Regions from separate parts of the Homo sapiens genome. Here region 1 is linked to region 2. A link is an interaction called in ENCODE POLR2A ChIA-PET data of the cell type or tissue named here. Cell type or tissue: Panc1. All regions are shown on one strand.

What was found. ChIA-PET counts read pairs that join two places held together with the same protein. Peaks named below come from ENCODE experiments on the same cell type or tissue, not always from the same donor. Only the 100,000 strongest peaks of a DNase experiment are listed, where the experiment ranks them.
Region 1: POLR2A ChIA-PET joins it to region 2 with 15 read pairs; 2 of 35 experiments call an interaction of 5 or more read pairs at or near these places.

The regions. Positions count from the first base shown.
Region 1 is chr1:91,789,502-91,797,501 of GRCh38, reverse strand. It overlaps TGFBR3 (transforming growth factor beta receptor 3), which reads left to right. Exons shown (of 17, transcript NM_003243.5): 3 at 31-215. Among named protein-coding and RNA genes, the nearest start is that of TGFBR3, 93 kb to the left of the region's middle. RefSeq lists a silencer at 936-1,230. In Panc1, a CTCF peak has its summit at 4,802 (motif pointing left); no DNase peak of the experiment used is centred here; H3K27ac peaks cover 930 bases.
Region 2 is chr1:91,939,314-91,947,313 of GRCh38, reverse strand. No RefSeq gene overlaps it. Among named protein-coding and RNA genes, the nearest start is that of BRDT, 6.1 kb to the left of the region's middle. RefSeq lists enhancers at 4,467-5,152, 5,153-5,839. In Panc1, no CTCF peak of the experiment used is centred here; no DNase peak of the experiment used is centred here; H3K4me3 peaks cover 315 bases.

The DNA.
Region 1 (8,000 bases), 150 kb after region 2:
AGTGGCTTGTGTTTGTGATTCCCTTGGCAGGTCCAGAGCCTGGTGCACTGTGTGAACTGTCACCTGTCAGTGCCTCCCATCCTGTCCAGGCCTTGATGGAGAGCTTCACTGTTTTGTCAGGCTGTGCCAGCAGAGGCACAACTGGGCTGCCACAGGAGGTGCATGTCCTGAATCTCCGCACTGCAGGCCAGGGGCCTGGCCAGCTACAGAGAGAGGTAGGTGCAGGTGTCAGCTCTCAGCCCACTGCCACTGAGTCTGCAGAGATGATTTTCTGGACAGAAGTCCTTTTCTTCTCTTCTGGGGTTCAACAAAAGAAGCTCATGTATGAACATAAGAGAACAGATTTAAAATACCAGCTGCTGTCTGGATTGGGCAACTTTAGGATTTCTCTGTCTAGAGATTGGTTGGCTCTCCCCATTTCCTGGCCCTCCGTATTGGAAAAAAACGTTCATAAGAATTTCAACTTTTAGGCCAGGCATGGTGATGGTGCACACCTGTAATCTCAGCACTTTGAGAGGCCAAGGTGGGAGGATCGCATGAGCTCAGGAGTTCAAGACCAGCCTGGGAAACATAGCAAGACCTCATCTCTACTAAAAATAAAACTAAAAAAAAAAAAAATTAGCAGGGTGTGGTAGTTAGCACATGTAGTCCCAGCTACTTGGGAGGCTGAAGCAAGAGGATTGCTTGAGCCTGGGAAATCGAGGCTGGAGTGAGCCGTGATTGCCATTGCACTCCAGCCTGGGAGATAGAGCAGAACCCTGTTTCAAAAATAATAATAATAATTTCATCTTTTAAACATGATTGTGAGAAACCAAATAAGGTACCGTTTTCTCTGTTGTTGTGAAATGTCTTTCCCATTTCCTCCTGTGTCCTCTGTCTTCTTTCTTTACTTTGTCATATGAACTTATTGCTTCTGCAGGATGAGTGAGGGGAAATGGGAACACTCTGGAATAAAGATGGCGGTACTTTGTACTTGCCTGAAAATCCCTGAGCATAGCTCCTTATCACTATCTAGGCAGCTTCCCAAAGGTGGCGGTGACATTAGCGGAGATGGTGATGATAAAGATATATGCTCATAGTTACTCAGCATTTACTCTGCCAAACACTGTTCGAAGCACTCATACAGTAACTCCATGAATCCTACAATTATACTCATTTTACAGGTGACAAAACAGGTGCAGAAAACTTATTTGCGCAAGGTCATCATCTTCAGAGAGAAATGGCGTCCTCTTTCCTGTGGCTCAAAAATGGCCTAGATTGTGGGTGAATGGTCATCATTTAAGAGTACAGATTTCCCAACAAGATAACACAGAGTATTCTGTTTTTAAGCTTCTGTGTGTCAGAAATGTTATCACTCAGGTATTCGCTCTCCAGGGAGAGAGAAACCACAAAAAATCCTGATCATAGTGAAGTATAGGAAAAGTAATGCAGAATGGAATTTATCTTTGAGCTTTCTTCTGGTCAAGAAAGTTAATTTCCAGAGCCACTTGTTTATGTGCCTCAGCCACCCCATCCTTTTGGGGTGGTAGGAAGAGGAGAAGCACGAGATGTTAAGGAAAAGCAAGCTGATTTTAATCTCATGAACGTGTGCAGAGTTGGCTCATTTCAAAGACAGATCATCTAACCTTTCCAGCAACATTGGAAATTATTGTTAATACTCTTGGTTGCTTGCCATTGTTGCTGCAACTCATATTTCAGGTCAGATTTCTTTATCCCAGTAATGTGCCTTTAATTCTGAACTGATGGGGGAGAGTTTGTGGTGAGAGGGAAAGGAGGAGAGGAGGAAATGCAGCTCCTATGAAGCGTTGCTGACTCCAGCAATTCTTTAGCAGCGACAATTACTCATTTTATATATGCTTCTCTCAGAGGAACTCAGAGGGAAAAGAAAGTCCAAGCTGTTACAGAAGCAGCAACAGCAGAAAATTCTTGACGTTAAATTGTGCAGTACTGTTGTTGACTCTGAAAACAAATTCGAGTAAGACTACTGAAACAAGAGAAAAATACCTCGAGGAGTGACAGCAGAGCTCTCCTGCACTTGGTTACTATGTTATTCAAAATGGGATTCATTTTAGGACCTGGCAGTACTGAGGATACATAACATTAGCTGGCATCAGGGACATAGTGTGTTCAGTGAGGAAGAAAAGAAAGAGGGCCTACAAAGGGTAGTCTCAAACTTGTTTAAAAACCTGAACATTATTCTCTTTCGATATTAGTATAGTATATGTATGATTTTGGGCCAGTGATTTGAAGATGTTTCTGAGAATAGACAACAGACGGACCTTTAAGAATTAGATGGTTGTAGTTCAATACTGTTTGAAAACAAGATTTTGGGATAACTGATTTTTGGAGATTCCATCTGGCTCTGCGTTGCTCACATACGGCAGATCTCAGAGTAGTTTGCATATACAAAGTGAGCATAGAGGATAACATCAGAATGAGGGTCAGGACGAGAGAATGAAAGATTGTTTGTGGTTGGTAAGATGGGTGTGTATAAGGATTAAATATCGCTCACTCTTTTGACATATGACTATGGAGAACATTCCCGCAGCTATGCAAACAGTTTTTAAAAATCATTTGAACCACATGACCCAGCAATTCCACTCTTAGGTATATACCCGAGAGAAGTGAAAACACATGTCCACACAAAGACTTGTCTGTGACTGTTCATGGCAGCATTAGTCCAAAAGTGGAAAAACCCAAATTTTCATCTTCTGATGAATGGGTAAATAAAATATGGTATATCCATACAATGGAGTGTTACTGAGCAGTAAAAAGGATGGCATACTGATAGGTGCTACAGCATGGATGAACCTTGAAAATCCACTAAATGAAAAAAGACAGACACAAAGACCACATATCATATGATTCCATGTATGTGAAATGTTCAGGATACAGAAATTTATAGAGACAAAGTAAATTAGTCATTGCTTAGGGCTAGAGGGGAAAGAAGGAAATGGAGGTTGACTGCTAAACGTTACATGTTTTTTTAAAAAAGTGGAGGCCGGGCGAGGTGGCTCACACCTGTAATCCCAACACTTTGGGAGGCCGAGGCAGGTGGATCACCTGAGGTCAGGAGTTTGAGACTAGCCTAGCCAACATGGTGAAACCCCTTCTCTACTAAAAATACAAAAATTAGCTGGCATGGTGGCGGGTGCCTGTAGTCGTAGCTACTTGGGAGGCTGAGGCAGGAGAATGACTTGAACCCAGGAGGTGGAGGTTGCAGTGAGCCAAGATTGCGCTGCTGCACTCCAGCCTGAGCAACAGAGTGAGACTCCATCTCAACAACAAAAAAAAAAGGTGGAGGAGATGACAAAAATGTTCTAAAATTTTAATGGTTGCACAATTCTGTGAATATACTAAAAACTGTTGAATTGTAATTTAAGTGGGTGAATTTTATGGTATGGGAATTGTATCTCAATGAAACTATTTAAAAAAACCGTTTGACCTGCTGACATGCTAATTAGTCTATAAAGTTTACGTTGGCTCAATTCACTTTTACCAAGATTGCTTACTCCTTCAACTTAAACTCACCTAATGCTTTTTGTTATTTTCAATGGATAACTTGGTTTTTGTAGATATGTCATGATATGGTCTATGCTAAAAATAACAGCTGATCTGTTTTGAGGGTAATAGTAGGAGGGCCAGAGGCAGCCTTTGTGCAGTCTCTACCAATTTTTTTTTTTTTTTTTTTTTTTTGAGACAGAGTCTTGCTGTGTCACCCAGGCTGGAGCACAGTTGTGTGATCTTGGCTCACTGCAACCTCCACCTCCCGGGTTCAAGCAATTCTCATGCCTCAGCCACCTGAGTAGCTGGGATTACAGGCATATGCCACCGTGCCCGGCTAATTTTTTATATTTTTAGTAGAAATGGAGTTTCATCATGTTGGCCAGTCTGGTCTCAAACTCCTGGCCTCAAGTGATCCGTCCGCCTCAGACTCCCAGAGTGCTGGGATTACAGGTGTGAGCCACCTCACCTGGCCTCTACCAAATATTAAAGGCAAATATTTTTCAAAATGAAATAAGTGCCGTTACTTACAAATTAGCAAAACAATTACCGTGCTGGCTCCAAGCTGTAATTGACTATGACTGAAGACTGGAGTAGTTGGTTTTCATGATGTCATCCTTAAATGTGAGGGAATTACTAAATCAGCCCCATTTCCCCTTGGCTTGTTATTGGTGCAAGATCAGTATCAAGATCTATTATAAATCACCCCATATCTAATATTTTACTATTAATAAATTCCTACCTCCCAGGTGCCTTAAAGTTCTTCAGCTGGGGAGAGATTTTTAATTTTCCTGTGTAGAGGCGGTGACAGAGCCTACACCCAAAAGTAGTAACTGCAGCAGGTTGACAAGATTTAGGGAGACAGTAACGCTTAAGTTGGATGAACAGTTTTATAGGCCAGCAGAGAATTTGTATCAGAAACACACTTGTTACAACAGTACATAAAAAGCCCTCAGTACCAAAGCAATGTTTTGTCATCGGCCTCCCTGCTGGGTTCTCCTCGGGTCAGAGTAGACCTATTGTATTTTTCATCTGAGAACACACCTCTCATTTGTAATCATTGGTTTCGGAAACAACAGCCTTGGAAGCGAACAGGAAACTGGAAAATGACTTTCTGGCAACAGAGGACAGCAGAAGAGCATAAACAATGCTGAGAGATCAGATTTATCTTTTAGAGCAAGTGAGGACCAGTGTCATGGTTTCCATCCCCATGAAAACCAGCTCCTAGTACCCTCTGACTTTGAAGTAAAATGCAGCCGCCCCCTTGTGTCGGACTCCCGAGTTTAATTGCTCAGGGCGTTTCCTGATTCCTGAGAGGGGTTACAGCACCATTAGAGGCTTGTTTACAGTAACATACTTTCATTAGTTGCTGGAATGGCAACAATTTTGTTTCCTATCATCTAATTTTTACTTGTGACCTGCTTTTATGTGGTGGTGTGTCTTTTCTATTTCTGACCTATCTAATTGCTTGCTTATTATGAAAAGCTGCTGAGGATAAGTCCCAAGTTAGCCATTACATATGTGTAGAAAAGATATGGACATTTAAATTTATGCATTTGTTTTGACATTAAAGGAGCAATGGGCGTGCCAGTGCCTGGCTGTAGGGGTGGAGTGGGGATCAGGAGGCTCCATTACCATGGGAAAGGGGCCAGGTTTAATAACTTCACCCGTCAAAAAGCTCATAACCCTATGAGCTTCTCTGCCTCATTCCAAAAGAGGATTTGGGATGAGCCTCCAGCAACAGGCATACCAACAGTGTAAGCAGAAATACAGAATGAGGACCAAGGGAAAAAGAAGGGTGCAGCTTGCGAGCCATTTGGGTTTATGTGGTTGGTATGATTGTGTTTGAAATTTGGCTCCAGGCTTTTTGGCAGGCACAGACAAATGGGATGTGTGGTTAATCACACATGTGGCTCCAAGTCACTTTTACTTTGTACCTTCTCTGAGGATTGGCATAAAGCTGTCCCTTTTTTGGTTCTTTTTGAGGGCAGGAAAGACCACAGTGGGGAGAAAGAGAAGGAAGTAAACACTGTCAAGTGCTAACTGCTCGACTTGCCTCTTAACAGCTCTCACATCCCCCAAATGACAATACTAGCAGCCGTAGTGGTGAAGACTGCGTGTCTCCTGTGGGCCAGCCACCTGCCAGGCACTTGTTTGGTTCTGCCAGTCTTGTCGTCAGCCTGAAAGGGAGGCTTGGTGGTCACTGTTTTTGCAGAAGAGGATGCTTGGGCTTAGGGAGGTTATACAACCAGATGGTGAGTTGTGGAGCCAGCCCCCGAGTTGTGTCTGTTGGATTCTACAGTGCAAGCTGCAAGCTTTTCCCATACTCCAGCTAGTTGTCCTTTCCTTTTAGCTCTTACTTGGTTCTGGGCTACAGAACCTGCTAGTCTGCTGAGTCTGCTTTGTTAGACAGCCAGCAAGTAGGTCTGTTAGTGAGGGTTTGGGTTCTGTGCATAGGTTTGTAATAACTCTTTGCAGTGCTTGGAGTCCTTTTTGATTCCCTTCCTTGCAGCTTTGGGGCAGTATTAAGTTGGTCTGTGTGTGGCAGTGTCTCTTTTTTTCCCTTTCATGGTTTAGGATTATCACACCACATGTCAGTAATTATAAAATGCAGGGCTGAGCTCAGGAGCCATTGTGCTCTATGTGGCTGCTAATCCCCATGCTAAATGGCACCACCAAGGGGCCTTTTATGTTCTTGTCTGTTTTCATAGTTAAACATTCCCCCCACCCCCAGGCCTTCAGCTGTGTTCACACAAATAGCTCACCTGTCCTCTGCTTATAATTTACTACGTCTTGTATCCAAACTTGTTTTAACTGTGTGGTAAGAGAGAACTAGCATATTAACTGACTCTTCTTGCTAAGAATGATATGCAAGAGCTTCAGTATTCAGACTTCGCCATCTGATTTGACATCTTTTTGCTTACATTGGGGAATTTGGCAATTCAAAGATTGACCATTTTGGAGATCTTTATCTACCTACCTACCTATCTATATGTAATCCTTCCCCATTTCCACAATATTAATACACGAACACCTTTTCTCTTTTTCCCCCTCGATTATCGAGATTCAGATAATACAGTGCTTGGGGAGGAGTGGGTGTGCCTTGCCCAACACCACTAAAAGAACTGATACAAAATCTCAAGGCTGGGTTTTGGGAGAGTACATATGTGAGAGCAAAAACATTAAACTAGCTACATTCTTTTCTCTATCTGGGGCATTTTTTACCCTGCTGCTATTCATAAATGACTTCCTAATGCAGTCCTGTGCATATGCAGAAAAAACAAAAAACCCAGGGCTATTTATGTTTGAGATACCTTTTATGTGGTATGTACTAAGCAAGTGTCAAAGGAAACCCCTCACACACAGACACTGTATATCAGTGAAATTTGGTTTCTAAACAAATACATTCCGCATATAAGCACTGCCTGGTGTTTGTTTAAAAGGAAGCTGTTCTGGAAATCACCCAGCTTGACAGGGAAGATTACCTCTGAAATGGTCATTTAGTTTTCCACCAGTCCTTAACAGATACTGTCATGCATTGCTTCATGACAGAGACACATTCAGAGAAATGTGTTGTTAGGGGATTGTGTTGTGCAAACATCATAGTGTAGGTACACAAACCTAGATGGTATGTCCTACTACGCACCTCGGCCATATGGTATATATAGCCCATGGCTACTAGGCTACAAATGTGCACAGCATGTTACTATGCTGAATATTGTAGGCAATTGTAACACAATGGTAAGAATTTGTGTACCTAAACATGCCTAAATGTCAAAAAGGTACAGGAAAATTATGGTACTATAATCTTATGAGACCACCGTTGTATATGTGGTCCCTTGTTGATTGAAACATTGTTATGTGGCCCATGCCTGTACTATTTCTCTCTCTCTCTCTTTTTTCTCTGTCTCTCCCCACCTGCCCATTTCCTCTCTCCTTTCTTCCCTTCCCCATTTATTTGAGTATTACTATAGAAATCATTTCATTACCTACAAAGGCAACTGAATCTGTCTGTCCACATAGGATTGGAGGGCCTGAATGAATAGGACACTCATATTATATAAAAAGAGTTACTCCTTTACTTGAAGACACTCAATGCAATTTAAACAATGACACCCTGCTAGGTCGTGTGAAGGTGCCAGTCCAGGCCTGGAAAGGGGAGCAGGGTTAGGGACAGCAAGGCAATGCATCTGCTAGCTGTCACAACAGAGGACAATGCAAGCGAGAGCTGGCACTGGTCACACTAGTCAAGGATGATGTCTAACACTTTGGGGCAAGATGTTCAATCTAAAATTCCAGCTAACTCTCCAATAGGAACTCTCCAAAAATGCAGTCTTGGACTTTTAGAAAAAGTGAAAGCAGAAATCAGAGAGGTAATAGCAAACACCGGGGTTTAGGAAACAAACCAGGACACAAGGCTAAGCTAAGAAGTTAAAACGTTCCTACCAAGATGCAGGTTGGTCACGTCACTTAAATCCTGTCATTCGTCACAGTAA
Region 2 (8,000 bases):
TATTTAATGTCTATTTCCTGCACTAGACAGTATGTACCATAAGTGCAAAGTATCAAAAACTTTTAAAGTATATTATCATTGAGTAAATTACCCTTCGATCCTGCCTTTTGTTTTTTTTTTTTTTTTGAGACAGGGTCTTGCTCTGTCACCCAGGCTGGAGGGCAATGACATGATCATGGCTCACTGCAAACTCCACCTCCTGGGTTCAAGCTATTCTCCTGCCTCAGCCTCCCAAGTAGCTGGGACCACAGGCATGTGCAACCACGCCCAGCTAATTTTTTTTGTATTTTTAGTAGAGATGGGGTTTTATCATGTTGGTTAGGCTGGTCTTGAACTCCTGACCTCAAATGATTCGCCTGCTTTGGCCTCCCAAAATGCTGGGATTACAGACGTGAGCCACTGCACCAGGCCCTGCCTGGGTTTTAATGACTCTGGCAAATTAGATTTGAATTAAGGGGGTGGGGAAAGTAAAAAGACCAGATTTGAAGTTTCTTTTGTTTTCTGTTATTTTTGTTTTCTTTTTTTTTTAACTTGAAATGGCTGCAAAAATGGAGAATATGGAGAATGGGTTTATTTGGGAGGTAGACCTCCCCACTAGGATTTGGTATTAGATTAGATGTAAAGATGGTCTGGGTTGCATTGAGCATTTGGAGAATGGCACCATTTACTGAAAGGGAATCAGTCTTAGAAGGTTGAAGATCATTATTTCAGTTTTGAATATTCTGTAAGATATCTAGGTGGAGATTTTGAATAAGAAGTTGATTAACCAGTTCAAAATACAGTCTAGGCTAAAGATGGGAAAGAAGGACAGGAAGGAGGTTAGGAGAGAGTGGAAATTTTTCTAAATAATTATTACAGAGAACAGAACAAGCTGATTGGAAATGTGCATTTAGTAAGACATACTTGAGACAGTGAAGACACAGAAATTGGTGACTGTTTGTGGAGAAATGAGGTAGTAGCATTGAGATTTGCCAGGGGTGTATGACAGAAAAATGGTAGGGGAAAGTAGCTTCAAAAATATGGAAAAGAAAGTGGGCTGGGCGCAGTGGCTCACGCCTGTAATCCCAGTATTTTGGGAGGCCGGGGTGGGCGGATCGCCTGAGATCAGGAGTTTGAGACCAGCCTGGCCAACATGGTGAACCCCGTCTCTACTAAAAATACAAAAATGAGCCAGGTGTGGTGGTGGGTGCCTGTAATCACAGCTACTCGGGAGGCTGAGGCAGGAGAATTGCTTGAATCTGGGAGGCGGAGGTTGCAGTGAGCCAGGATTACACCACTGCATTCCAGCCTGGGCGACAGACTGAGACTCCATCTCAAAAAAAAAAAAAAAGAAAGTGGCTGAAGACTAGGATATTATGAGGCTATTCTATGACATATGGAAATACTCGTAATTATGATTTTTTAAAAAATCATCAAAGAGTTTCAGGTAGCATGCATTTTTCATTTAAATCAGGCTATCACAAGAACATACTTTGGAGACATTTTAACATTTCCATCCTTCACAGTGATTGGGGGATCACCGGGTTGCCTAAGGAGGGAGGAACCAACCCAGGTCAGAAACGGATCAGGTTGGCCGGGCACCGTAGCTCATGTCTGTAATCCCAGCATTTTGGGAGGCAAGGAGGGGTGATCACTTGACATCAGGAGTTCAAGACCAGCAGAGCCAACATGGTGAAGCCCCGTCTCTACTAAAAATAAAAAAATTAGCTGGATGTGATGGTGCCCGCCTATAATCCCAGCTACTTGGGAGGCTGAGGCACGAGAATTGCTTGAATCCGGGAGGTGGAGTTTGCAGTGAGCCAAGAATGAGCCACTGCACTCCAGCTTGGGCGACAGAGTGAGACTCCATCACAAAACAAAACAAAACAACAACAAAAAGAAATGTAGCAGGTCAAAACTCCTGTGCTGATCAGTAATGGGATCTCAGCTGTGAATAGCCTGTGCACTCTAGCTGGGCAATATAGCAGGACCTTGTCATTAATATATATATATATATATATATATATATATATATATATATATATATATATATATTTTGTTGTTGTTGTTGTTTAAGTTTCCATCCTTCATCTAACATTAGATTCAACAAAAGGAAACCCATCTTCTGGTCTCCATAGCAACTATAGATTCACAAATGTCCTCAAAACTAAGAGTTAAAGAATTTAAATTTACAACTGGTTTATCACTAAAAATGAAAAAATATCACTCTTGCCTCAGAAGGAGGAAATTTTTTAAAAAGTAAAAATAGGCCGGGTGCAGTGATTCATGCCTGTAATCCCAGCACTTTGGGAGACCGAGGCGGGCAGATCATTTGAGTCCAGGAGTTCAAGACCAGTCTGACCAACATGGCGAAACCCCATCTCTACTAAAAATACAAAAATTAGCCGGGCGTGGTGGTGGGTGCCTGTAATCCCAGCTACTCAGGAGGCTGAGACAGGAGAATCGCTTGAACCCAGGAGGCAGAGGTTTTAGTGAGTCAAGATCATGCCACTGCACTCCAGCCTAGGTGACAGAGTGAGACTCCGTCTCAGAAAAAAAAAAAAAAAAAGGTGTAGAGACAGGGTCTCACCGTGTTGCCCAGACTGGTCTCTGGTCTCGAATTTCTGGCCTCAAGGAATCCTTCCACCTCAATCTGTTGAGTTTTTTTTTGAGACAGGGTCTCACTCTGTTACCCAGGCTGGAGTGCAGTGGTGCAATCAGGCTCACTGTAGCCTCAACCTCTTGGCCTCAAGCCATCAGATCCTCCCACTTCAGCCTCCTGAGTAGCTGGGACTACAAGTGCACACCACCACCCCTGGCTAATTTTTTTTATTTTTTTTGTAGAGATAAGGTCCTGTCATGTTACCCAGGCTGGTCTCAAACTACTGGCCTCAAGAGATCCTCCCACTGAGGCCTCTCAAAGTGGTGGGATTACAAGCCTGAGTCACCATGGCTCATGGCCCGGTCTCCTCCCTGGAGGTCCAAGGTTGGGGAGGATGGGGACTGAAAGTTCCAACCCTCTAATCAAGTATTTGGTTTTTCCAAAGACCAGCTCTTATCCTGAAGCTATCGAGAGGCCCCACCCTGAGTCACCTTGTTAGCATATACTGAGGTGTGATTGAAGGCGCTTGTAATGAATAACAAAAGCTACTATCACTCAGGAAATTCCAATGGTTTTAGATGATTTGGGCTAGGAACTGGGGACAAAGACTAAACATATATTTCATTATACCACATAATGCAGTGATCTTTCCTTACCTGCAGGGAATATGTCCCAAGAACCCCGGTGGATGCCTGAAACTGAGGATAGTACCAAACTATATATACATACATTCCCATGATAAAGTTTAATTTATAAACTAGGCATAGTAATAGAGTAACAATACATAATAATAAAATAGAACAATTATAACAATATACTGTAATACAACTTATGTGAATGGTTTCTCTCTCAAAATATCTTATTGTACTGTACCCACACTTCTTGTGATGATGTGAAATAACAAAATACCTACACAATGAGAAGAATTGACAGAGCTGTATGGTGCAAGATTTCATCCTGCTATGCAGAGTGGCAGGCAATTTAAAACTTACAAAAATTTTTTTCTGGAAATTCCCATTTAATATTTTCAGACTGCAGTTGGCCATGGGTAACTGAAACCTCAGTAAATGAAACCAAGGACATGGGGGCACTGCTGTACTCTATATGTACCTATTAACCATATATAATTGTATATGTTCATTTATTAACAATGATCTCAGTTTTTGCTTTATTTATTTATTTATTTATTTATTTATTTATTTTTGACACGCAGTCTTGCTCTGTCGCCTAGGCTGGAGTGCAGTGGTGCGATCTTGGCTCACTGCAACCGCTGCCTCACCGGTTCAAGCAATTCTCCTGCCTCAGCCTCCGGAGTAGCTAGGATTACAGGCTCCTGCCACCACACCCAGCTAATTTTTGTATTTTTAGTAGAGACAGGGTTTCACCATGTTGGCCAGGCTGGTCTCCTACTCCTGACCTCATGATCCACCCGCCTTACCTCCCAAAGTGTTGGGATTACAGGTGTGAGCCACTGGGCCTGGACTTTATTTTTATTTTTAAACTTCATTGACGATCTCTTAATCTTTAAACAGAAGCTTTGGGATTATACTTCATTTATTTATTTAGAACAATTCTCCAATAGTAAACAGTGGAGGTAGAACAAAATGCATAGGCTTTTTTTTTTTCAGACAGGGTCTTGCTCTGTCACCCAGCCTGGAGTGCAGTGGTGCAATCACAACTCACTACAGCCTCAACCTCCTGGGCTCAAGCGATCCTCCCAGGCGTGCACCACCACACCTGGCTAATTTTTTTTTTTTTTTTTTTGTAAAGATGGGATTTCACCATGTTGTCCAGGCTAGTCTCGAACTCCTGAGCTCAAGAGCTTCACCCGCCTTGACCTCCCGAAGTGCTGGGATTACAGAGGTGCCCGGCCATATTTTTATTGAAACATAATTAGGAGGCTGGGTGCAGTGGCTCACGCCCATAATCCTAACACTCTGGGGGGCCGAGGCAGCAGGAGTGCTTTTGAGATCAGGAGTTCAAGACCAGCCTGGGCAACATAGGGAGAGCTCATCTCTGTTTATTTAAAAAGAAGAAAGGAAAGTAAGAAACTTAAGCCATTGGTAATAAGTGAGCATATAAGAAGTTCTCGGCCGGGTGCAGCGGCTCACTCCTGTAATCCCAGCATTTTGGGAGGCCAAGGCGGGTGGATCACCTGGTTGCGAGTTCAAGACCAGCTTGGCCAACATGGCGAAACCCTGTCTCTACTAAAAATACAAAAATTAGTTGAGCGGGTGGTGGATGCCTGGAATCCCAGCTACTCTGAAGGCCGAGGCAGGAGAATCGCTTGAACCTGGGAGGCGGAGGTTGCAGTGAGCTGACATCATGCCACTGCACTCCAGCCTGGGCGACAGAGTGAGATTCCATTAAAAAAAAAAAAAAAAAGGCCGGGCGCAGTGGCTCACGCCTGTAATCCCAGCACTTTGGGAGGCCGAAACGGGCGGATCACAAGGTCAGGAGATCGAGACCATCCTGCCTAACACGGTGAAACCCCGTCTCTACTAAAAACACAAAAAATTAGCCGGGCGTGTTGGCAGGCACCTGTAGTCCCAGCTACTTGGGAGGCTGAGGCAGGAGAATGGCGTGAACCTGAGAGGCGGAGCTTGCAGTGAGCCGAGATGACGCCACTGCACTCCCGCCAGGGCGACAGTGCGAGACTCCGTCTCAAAAAAGAAAAAAAAAGTTCTCACAATGACTGTTGGATATGCCAAGAATTTTCAATCTGCTATGTGATTTTTTTTTTTTATTTTTTGAAACAGGGTCTCGCTTTGTCACCCAGGCTGGAGTGCAGTGGCGTGATCTGGGCACACTGCAACCACCCACTCACAAGTTCAGGCAATTCTGCCTCTGCCTCCCGAGTAGCTGGGACTACAGGCACGTGTAACCACGCACAGCAAGTTTTTGTATTTTTAGTAGAGACGCGGTTTCACCATGTTGGCCAGGCTGGTCTGAAACTCCCGACCTCAAGTGATTCATCCTCCTCCGCCTCCGCCTCCGCCTCCGCCTCCGCCTCCACCTCCGACTCCGACTCCCAAAGTGCTGGGATTACAGGCGTGAGCCACCGCCTCTTGGCTTGCTGTTTGCTTTTTGAGTGACACTTGGGTAAATTTAAATACTCCCATAGTATTTATAATGTTGTCGTTTCTGACATCATTATTAGCACCAAATGTGTGGGGATTTTCTACACCAAATTTTCCAATTCTCCCCAACTTGGTGTCCAACAATGCAATTCTAAGACTATTGGGAGTTAGCACAGACTCCACAGGTTAAGAGATTAGTCCCGGGTTGGGCGTGGTGGCTCACGGCTGTAATCCCAGCACTTCCGGAGGCCGAGGCAGGTGGATCAAGAGGTCAGGAGTTCAAGACCTGCCTGGCCAACATGGTGAAACCCCGTCTCTACTAAAAATACAAAAATTAGCTGGGCGTGGTGGTGGGCGCCTGTAATCGCAGCTACTCGGGAGGCTGAGGCAGGAGAATCGCTTGAACCCGGGCGGCAGAGGTTGCAGTGAGCCGAGATTGCGCCACTGCACTCCAGCCTGGGCGACAGAATGAGACTCTGTCTCAAAAAAAAAAAAAAAAAAAAAAAAAGAGAGAGATTAGTTCCACAAGACCCGCCCCTTCGGACACCAGCTGCAAATAGAGTGCTCAAGCTACCTACACTTCTGCCACGGAGACTACAAATTCAGGGGTTCCCATGAGCTCAGAAAAACGCTTTACTTACGTTTATGGGTTGATTACAGAGGATACAATTCAGGAGGAGCCAAATTGAAGACAGGTATATTAAGTTATGAGGGGTAGGGGGTGACTCAGAGCTCCTTGCCTTCTTCGATGTTTCACCCTCTCAGCATCTCTACCTGTGCACCAACCCGGAAGCTCCCCAAACCCCATGGTTTAGGGGTTCTTTTAAATCAAGGTTTCATTACATAGTAACGGTGATTAAGTCTTTGGTCACTGGTGATTGAGCCTAATCTCTCAGCCCTTCTCCCTTCCTGGGAGGTGAGGTGGGAGGGGACTGAAAGTTCTAACTCCAATCACCTGGTGGGTTTTTCTGGCCAACCAGCCGGTATCCTAGAGCTGGCTATCTAGGAACCCCTACCTTGAGTCACTCATTGGCATACAAAAGACATTCTTATCACTCAGAAGATTCCAAGGGTTTTAGGAGCCAGTATTAAGAACCTAGATCAAAAACCATTTGTTTTTTATTATACCATAATCTTACTTAGAAAATACAAACTGCTATGGTTTTGTGAATAAAAGATTCTCAGTCTAAATTTTTTCCTTCCTGTTAGGTATGAAAGTTAATGAATAGCTTATGTAACAAAAAAAACTTTAGAGATGTAACTGGCTATCTTCCCATTGATTCAGAAATTTGTTTTGAATACAAAATGAGTGTTTTATATGTACCATGATCAAAATAAGTGCTTTAATTTTTTTTTTTTTTGAGATGGAGTCTCACTCTGTAGCCCAGGCTGGAGTGCAGTGACATGATCTCGGCCCACTGCAACCTCCACCTCCAAAGGCAATTCTCCCGTCTCAGCCTCCAGAGTAGTAGCGATTACAGGCGCATGCCACCATGCCCAGCTAATTTTTGTAGTTTTAGTACAGACAGGGTTTTACCATATTGGTCAGGCTTGTCTCAAACCCCTGACCTCAGATGATCCACCCGCCTTGGCCTCCAAAGTGTTGGGATTACAGGAGTGAGCCACCGAGCCTAGCCAAAAGAAGTGATTAATTTTAACTGATCAGTCACCATAACTGATGCTTGATTAACAACTGTCCATAACTTGCTTAAAATGGAAAAATATATAAAACACCATTTCAGGAATGAAAGACAAGGCAAAACTATTTTCTAAGAAGGTAGACCTTAGAAAGGACATCATCAGTAGGTTAAACTACGCCTCAAAAAGAGTAAGCTTAGGTTTTGAATGTATTATAAACATACTGGGCTGGGCATAGTGGCTTACACCTGTAATCCCAGCACTTTAGGAGGCCGAGGTGGGCAGATTATCTGAGGTCAAAAGTTCAAGCAAGACCAGCCTGGCCAAAATGGTCAAACTCTGTCTCTACTAAAAATACAAAAATTAGCCAAGCATGGTGGTGTGTGCCTACAGTCCCAGCTACTCGGGAGGTGAGGCAGGAGAACTGCTTAAGCCCGGGAGGCGGAGGTTGCAGTGAGCCGAGATTCGCACCATATCACTCCAGCCTGGGTGACAGAGGGAGACTCTGTCTCAAAAAAAAAAAAAAAAAGATAAAGATAATGTTTTCCTCTTCTCTGGCTGATCTGTAAAGATATCTGACAAAGTTGATTTTTTTTTCTTTTGAAAAAGTCTCACTCTGTCACCCAGGCTGGAGTGCAATGGCACAATCTCAGATCACTGCAACCTCCACCAACTGCGTTCAAACGATTCTTGTGCCTCAG